2 separate regions of the Homo sapiens genome follow, and region 1 is linked to region 2. A link is an interaction called in ENCODE POLR2A ChIA-PET data of the cell type or tissue named here. Cell type or tissue: B cell. All regions are shown on one strand. Region 1 overlaps CAMKK2 (calcium/calmodulin dependent protein kinase kinase 2). Region 2 overlaps RNF34 (ring finger protein 34).

The links. ChIA-PET counts read pairs that join two places held together with the same protein. Peaks named below come from ENCODE experiments on the same cell type or tissue, not always from the same donor. Only the 100,000 strongest peaks of a DNase experiment are listed, where the experiment ranks them.
Region 1: POLR2A ChIA-PET joins it to region 2 with 6 read pairs; 3 of 35 experiments call an interaction of 5 or more read pairs at or near these places.

What each region holds. Positions count from the first base shown.
Region 1 is chr12:121,249,322-121,253,321 of GRCh38, reverse strand. It overlaps CAMKK2 (calcium/calmodulin dependent protein kinase kinase 2), which reads left to right. Exons shown (of 17, transcript NM_001270485.2): 10 at 1-49; 11 at 608-661; 12 at 3,288-3,361; 13 at 3,448-3,535. Among named protein-coding and RNA genes, the nearest start is that of P2RX4, 41 kb to the right of the region's middle. In B cell, no CTCF peak of the experiment used is centred here; no DNase peak of the experiment used is centred here.
Region 2 is chr12:121,423,485-121,427,484 of GRCh38, reverse strand. It overlaps RNF34 (ring finger protein 34), which reads right to left. Exons shown (of 6, transcript NM_025126.4): 6 at 3,137-4,000. The coding sequence ends at 3,909. It also overlaps a transcript of KDM2B not described here. Among named protein-coding and RNA genes, the nearest start is that of MIR7107, 19 kb to the left of the region's middle. RefSeq lists an enhancer at 1,896-1,975. In B cell, a CTCF peak has its summit at 1,968 (motif pointing left); a DNase peak (open chromatin) is centred at 2,064; H3K4me3 peaks cover 544 bases; H3K27ac peaks cover 1,613 bases.

The DNA.
Region 1 (4,000 bases), 170 kb after region 2:
CATGGCACCCGAGTCGCTCTCTGAGACCCGCAAGATCTTCTCTGGGAAGGTAAGCTTGGGCCTGCCTCAGCCACAGAGTTCTGCCTGTGTTAGTGTCTTCTGGATTGTAAGCAGCAGAAACCCAACGCACACAGGCTTAAACAGTGAATCCCCTGGATCAAGATACTGAGGGGTAGGCTTCAGGCTTGGCTAGATCCAGGGACTCAAACAGAAACCATCTCCCGCCATCTTTCAGTTGTTTTTCTTATTTGGTTTCCTCCACAGGTGGGTCAGGCACCCAGGGACCAGGTTACTTTCTATCATTTGCCAACCTCAGTGGCAAGAGCATTCCTCATTCTGAATAGTGCCTGTGAAAACCCTGGGGTTGGCTCTGATTGGCCCAACATGGGTCATGTGCCCATGCTTGAACCAATCACTGTGGCTGGGGGTAGTGGTGCTCTCATTGGCCTGGCCTGGATCCTGTGCCTGCCCCAGAGCCTAGGAGACAAGATTGGTCCCGCCCCAACTCCAAGGGCTGAAAGTCAAGAGGTGGTTCCCCAAAGGAAAACTGGAGGATTGGAGGCTGGACCACCCCTTATGCCCTCACACTAAGCTCTTTTTCTTGCAGGCCTTGGATGTTTGGGCCATGGGTGTGACACTATACTGCTTTGTCTTTGGCCAGGTAAGAGGGCGGGGTGTCTGTCCCCTCAGTACTGCTGGGTGGCCCCTGGGTTAATAGTCACCCTTGCGGGGAGACAGTACTTACTTATTTAAGAGTTATTTTAGGCTGGGCATGGTGGCTCACGCCTGTAAACCCAGCACTTTGGGAGGCTGAGGCAGAGGTTAGGAGTTGGAGACCAGCTTGGCCAACATGGTGAAACCCCGTCTTTACTAAAAATACAAAAAATTAGCCAGGCGTGATGGCGCATGCCTATAGTCCCAGCTACTCTGGAGGCTGAAGCAGGAGAATCGCCTGAACCCAGGAGGCGGAGCTTGCAGTGAGCTGAGATTGCACCATTGTATTCCAGCCTGGGCAACAAGAGCGAGACTCCGTCTCAAAAAATAAAATAAGAGAAGAGTTATTTTATTTCTACACCTAGATCTCAATGTGAAAAAGGATGCCTTCCTAAATATACATGTGTATGTATGTCATGATCATATCTATGAAAAAATGATCTGTTAAAACAGAAGGATTGGCAGAGGCTCTAGAGTTTATAAATAGTTGATAAATTTAGGGCAAGGACAGCAGTTCTGCCACCTCTCCCATTTCTGAGCCCAAGGCAGACATCACTAATCAATAACTGTGCTCGTTCCTCCTGAGCCTGATACTGCTCTGATGTTCTTTCCGTCAGGGTATTCCTAGAAGCTTTTGTCAGAGGGGTAGCATTGGAATGGAAGTTAAAAGCTGTTTACCATTATTGATTTAGGGAGTGCTGTTTGGGCTTTTCTGTTGTTGTTATTTTGTTATTATTGATATCTGGGGGCTTCTCTCTCTATTTTTTTTTTTTTTTTTTTTGAGATGGAGTCTTGCTCTGTCACCCAGGCTGGAGTGTAGTGGTGCGATCTCGGCTCACTGCAACCTCCGCCTCCCGGGTTCAAGCCATTCTCCTGCCTCAGCCTCCTGAGTAGCTGGGACTACAGATGCCAGCCACCACACCCGGCTAATTTTTGTATTTTTGTAGAGATAGTGTTTTGCCATGTTGGCCAGACTGGTTTCAAACTCCTGACCTCAAATGATCTGCCAGCCTGGGCCTCCCAGAGTGCTGGGATTTGGGATTACAGGTGTGAGCCACCACGCCTGGCCTTCTCGTTTTAACTCTGAAGTTCAGTTTGATTATGTGAGCAATAAAAACGTAGATTTTTCCCTTTCCTGAGCTTGTGTTCTTATTGAGGAAAGCCTAAGAAACTGGTCCCATGAAGAAGTAAAGGAGTTTATACCGATTGCCTCTCAATATTTGATTAGAAAATTTTTCAATCATGTAGCAAAGCTGGAAGAAGTGTCCAGTGAACACCCACATACCCACCACCTGGATTCTACTATATTAACCTTTTCCTGTGCTTGTCTGTTCATTCCTTACCCATCCCTCAGTCCATCTGGTTTCTTAATGTATTTCAGAGTAAGTTACCACCATCTCCACTCTTCCTTCCAAATGCCTTAGAAGGCAGTGATTAGGTAGAGCTCAAGTCACTGCTCTTAATGAAATCGTTTTCCTTAGACGGGTGGTTCAGGTACCTCTCTGCCACCTTCTCCAACATTTTCAGTGTCCCGTGTAAGGATTCCTTTTCCAGCACACATGACCAAGCTGCTCTTGAGTCAGGCCCTCAGCTGGGTGAAAGCATCGATTTGTCACCCAGAAGGTGGTGCAAAAATAGGCTTCAGAGTCAGCTGAATCTAGGCTTAAATCCCTCTTCGTACTTCCTGGGACACATTATTTCTCTGAACTTCTGTTTTTCTCTTCTGTAAAATGAGAATACTACTTATTATTTCTGATGACTTCTGAGAGGATTGACAGAAATAATTCAAGTATCCATTAATTCAGCAGATATTTATTGAGCCCTTACTTTGTGCAGGAACGCTCCTAGGCACGGAGAGTCCGCAGTGAGCAAGACAGCCAGAAATCCCTGCCTTCTTGGAGCTAACGTTCCCGTGGGAGGGGTTAAACAATAAACAAATCTGTACGATAACGTCAGGGATAAGTGCTACGATGAGGAGTGATGTGGGCGGTGGCGGCATTGGGGGTTGTCTGTTTTAGACAGGGCTTCAGGAAGTCCTCCCTGAGAAGGTGAGCTTTAGTCAGACACCTGCATGGTGGGAGAGACCAAGCCACGTAGATGTTGGTGAGAAGAACATTCCAGGGACGGGGAACAGTGAATGAAAACCTCAGGGCAGGGCGTGGCGCGATCCAGGCTAAGCCCTTGAAAATCACTGCTGCTGCCACAAATAACACAAAGTCTTTTGTGTTATTCTTGTTGTTCCTGTTGTTCACCTGGCAAGTAGGTGACGAGCAGTGTTTGCTTTGGTGTAAGTAGGTAAACTGAGGCCCAGCTACAGAGGGAGCCTGCAGTGTGCTTGGGAAAGGCTCTAGCCCTTCGAGAGGGCCATTCCTGGCTCTGCCCTGCGTCGGCCAGGCCCCACACCCCTGTGTCTTGGCCATTCTCGGGGAGAATGGGAACTGCTTGCCCCCTAGCCTGGGCCGCAATTGTTGATTTCTCTGCTGTATCCTATGTGGAGTGGCACAGCACAGGTGGCCCTCGAAGGGCAGATGTGGCCGCCATTGACTGCCACTCTGTCCCTGGCCTCTTTGCAGTGCCCATTCATGGACGAGCGGATCATGTGTTTACACAGTAAGATCAAGAGTCAGGCCCTGGAATTTCCAGACCAGTGAGTATCTCCCGCCGTCCCGCATCTCTCCTGTCCGAGTTCTTGGCGGTCCCGTGTCTGCCACCCTGACGCCTCTCCATCCCCAGGCCCGACATAGCTGAGGACTTGAAGGACCTGATCACCCGTATGCTGGACAAGAACCCCGAGTCGAGGATCGTGGTGCCGGAAATCAAGGTACCCTTGGCTCAGCCTGTGCCCCGTGCTCGGAATTGTTTGGCTCAGCCATGCCTCAGCCAGACCCCACACCCTTGTGTCCACAGCACCACACCCTCCTTGGCACCGCTGTTCTCCTATGCCCCAGGGCCTCTGAGCTGCTGGGGGCTGTTGAGGGCTGGGTAGGAAGATTTGGGCATTGTGTGCACTGTGACTGTGGGAGTGGGATCTATGACCCGCCAGCCTGCACTTGCTCTGATTGGCGTGGGCTGATGGGATCCACCCTCTGCAGACCGGCATGGGGCCTCCGTGCTCCACACCCTATTCCCAGAGCTCAGGTCCTTTCCAAAGGCCCGTCCCTTTGAGAAACTGCAGTGAGGATGGGAGGAAATTAATGAGCAATTCGACCTCCCCAGCCTGCTGAATCCCACCCTCTTGCAGAAAGCACTTTTAGGAAAGTGTATTCCCCTACACATCTCCACTAAT
Region 2 (4,000 bases):
CTGCAACCTCTGCCTCCCAGGTTCAAGCAATTCTCCTGCCTCAGCCTCCCCAGTAGTTGGGACTACAGGTGCCTGCCACCATGCCCAGTTAACTTTTGTATTTTTAGTAGAGATAGGGTTTCACCCACCATGTTGGCCAGGCTGGTCTCGAACTCCTGACCTCAGGTGATCTGCTGGTCTCAGCCTCCTAAAGTGCTGGGATTACAGGGATGAGCCACCGTCCCCAGCCTCTTTTATTTTTAAAATGAGCCAAAGATGAGGCCAGCCGAGGCTAAATGCTACAAGCAACTACTCTGAGCCTACACGCCATGTCTGATGAAGTAATGAAAGGACCATAAACCCAAGGGAATGTTTGCTGTGTCAAATCACAGCTTAGTAACCTAGAAAAGAGGCTCTGTCCCTTCCTCTAGGGAATCTGATGTTTACAAAGGAAGACACCATGGCACCTCAAATGACATCCTTTCATATTGTGAAGATGGGATAAAGAGACTTCACTGTATTCCACTGCAGACTTATCCATATGACATGACCTATTTAAAAAATTTACTTAAAGCAGCATGGGGCTGGGTGCAGTGGCTCATACCTGTAACCCCAGCACTTTGAGAGGCCGAGGCGGGCGAATCACCCGAGGTCAGGAGTTTGAGACCAGCCTGGCCAACATGGTAAAACCCTGTCTCTATTAAAAATACAAAATTAGCTGGGAGTGTAGTATGCACCTGTGATCCCAGCTACTCAGGAGGAAAAGGCAGAAGAATCACTTGAACCTGGGAAGCGGAGGTTGCGATAAGCCAAGATTGCACCATTGAACTTCAGCCTGGGCAACAGAGCAAGACTCTGTCTAAAAAAAAAAAAAAAAAAAAAAAATTGTTTAAAATTATCCAGGCATGGTGGTATGCATTATATGCCAGCTCCTGGGGAGGCTGAGGCGGGAGGGCTGCTTGAGCCCAGAAGTTAAGACTGTAGTGAGCTATGATCATGCCACTGTACTCTGCCTGGGTGGGCAACAGCAAGACTCTGTCTTTAAAAAAAAAAGGGGGGGGAGGGGGTAGAAAGGCATGCCAGTTTAAAAATTCAAATTCCAGGGGGAAATGCTTGCCCTCTGCCAAACAAGCCAATTTCCAAGTATCAAGCCTGTTACACTAAACATTTCTGTTGTCTGACATTTCTATTATCTGGCTAATAAACCAGGGTTACTTCAAACTACTATCTAAAAAATCCACCAAGCATTTTGTACTCTTTCTATAAAGAAGCCACTAAAACTTAATACACAAATCTAAGAGTAAACATTAAACTGCTTTAAACTAAGACTGTATAAATCTGAATTTTTGAATTTAAGTTTAGACAAAACCAGCACCTACTGCTTAGCTTCTATGGCCTGGATTTAAAGACTTGCCACCACCAAGTTACCAATTTGGAGGAAATGTTAAGATTTCCAGAGTCTCATCAAAAGATTACTTTGGGAGGAAGAGGCGGGTGGATCATGAGGTCAGGAGATTGAGACTATCCTGGCTAACACAGTGAAACCCCGTCTCTACTAAATATACAGAAAAATTAGCCGGGCGTGGTGGCGGGTGCCTGTAGTCCCAGCTACTTGGGAGGCTGAGGCAGGAGAATGGCATGAACCCAGGAGGTGGAATTTGCAGTGAGCTGAGATCACGCCACTGCACTCCGGCCTGGGCAACAGAGCGAGACTCTGTCTCAAAAAAAAAAAAAAAGTTTAGACAAAAAGCACAAGTGCCCACAAAACTCTGGCAACTTATGCTGCTTCTAAAGGGAAACCATGACCTGCTCAAGCCAGTTACTACCAATTGTGGTTGCAGACAAACAAGTGGGAGGCCTTGATTTACATGCTTTGATCTTCAAAAGCAGAAAATTTTTTTCTTTACTATTAGCCACACAAACTTTCTGCCCAAAGCACAGGGGCATCTGCCTCCTGGTGTTCACAGGTATTTTCAGCTCTGTTGATGGACTAATAAATTCTGAGCACCCAAGGCCATATGTGTTACTCACTGCACAGTCAGGAGATAACAGACTCTGAGAAGTGGCCACTCCCAGCTGCACTGAAATGACAGTTGGTCTCAACTCAACCATCCTGAGTCAAGTCAAGTTGGACCTAAAAGAGATTTCACAACATTTTTGCATAATAGCTCAAGTTCCTCTTTTTTTTTTTTTTTTTTTGAGACGGAGTTTCGCTCGTCGCCCAGCCTGGAGTGCAATGGCACGATCTTGGCTCACTGCAACCTCCGCCTTCCAGTTTCAGGCGATTCTCCTGCCTCAGCCTCCTGAGTAGTTGGGATTACAGGGACCCGCCACCATGCCCAGCTAATTTTCGTATTTTTAGTTGAGACAGTTTCACCATGTTGACCAGGCTGGTCTCGAACTCTTGACCTCATGATCCACCCGCCTCAGCCTCCCAAAGTGCTAGGATTACAGGCATGAGCCACCACACCTGGCCCAAGTTTCTCATTTCTTATGTGGTACTGGAAGGGTTAAGAGCAACTCTGGCATCAGAGCTAGGTTCAAATTCTGCATAGCCACTTTTTAACCATGAGGTTTTAGACAAGTCTAACTTCTCAGAGGTTAGAGAAGCAAAGCAATGTTTATTTCAGAAAGTTGCTTTGAGGACTGCAGAGGCAACTACAGCACCTAGCGCAATACCTGGACACAAGAAACAGCACATCAGCAGTTAACCTTACTGATAAGCAAGCAGGAAATGTAAGCACTGTTGCTCATGTGGCATTGTTTTTTTCTTTTTTTTCTTTTTTTTTTTTTTTGAGACAAGGTCTGGCTCTGTTACCCAAGTTGGATTTCAGTGGTGTGATCTTGGCTCACTGTAACCTCCACACCCAAGGCTCAAGCCATCCTCCTACCTCAGCCTCCTGAGTAGCTGGGACTACCACGCCTGGCTAATTTTTTCCAAAGACAGGGTTTCGCCATGTTGTCCAAGCTAGTCTTGAACTTGTGAGCTCAAGCATTCCTCCAGCCTCAACCTCACAAGGTCCTAGGATTACAGGCGTGAGCCACCGCACCCGGCCCCCATGTGACATCTTTGAAGGTGCTCCCACCATCTCTTCTGAAGAGGGGTGCTAGGCCAGGTCACTTGATTTAGGAACTGACCAAGACAATGTAAACAAAAGCTTTTAAAACTAATTTTATTCCTAAAGTTAAAATCAGCTAGCGGGTAGCACTGAAAATACACCTTCACTATACAAAACAATGTAAACTGATTACACATTAATAAGGAATTTAGCACACACACTTCTAATAAAAGAAGCTAGATGCAGCCCTTGCTATAAAAAGCTATACCTGAACAAAAATGGACATGTGGAGTCTAAGGCCCTGGCAGTCGACTAGAGAATGTCAGTTGTTCCCAATTATGTTTAAATGCAGAAACAGCAACAATGTGGAAACTTACATTCATCAAATGTTAGCATTTAAAATATACATGACTAATAAAGTGAACATTCAGAGGAGCCACTGCTCAGCATGTTCCATGTCGGCCACTTGTGGACACTGATCTCATCCAAAGAGGACAGAAGTTTCAAACATCTGAGCAGTTTAAGTTAAAAATAGGATGAAGGGGAAATAAGAGAACAGGATAAGTGTCCTCCCAAGACAGCAGTGGCTGATGCCCACATGGCGCAAACAGGCTGACTTCAATGAGTGTTCACGGGATGTGTGATAAAGCCCAGCTGAGCCCGGGAAGCTCACGTGTCCACAGGCAGACAGGCTCACGGCATGGACCAATGTTTCCACAACTCAGGATGGATCTTTCTGTCCCCACTTAGTAGTCAAAATAATGTTTTAAAATAGCTTCAGCCTTTGAACATAACTTTCCAGTCCCTTCTGTGCATTGAAATGTTGGGGGTCAAGTTTGGGGGTGACTGTCCTGGTGAGGGGAGCCTGTTTCAGGACTTGAACACGTGCACGGCTCGCACCACATACTGCCGGCAGATGGGACACTCACTCATGCGCTTGCCGCACTTGGTGCAGGTAACCA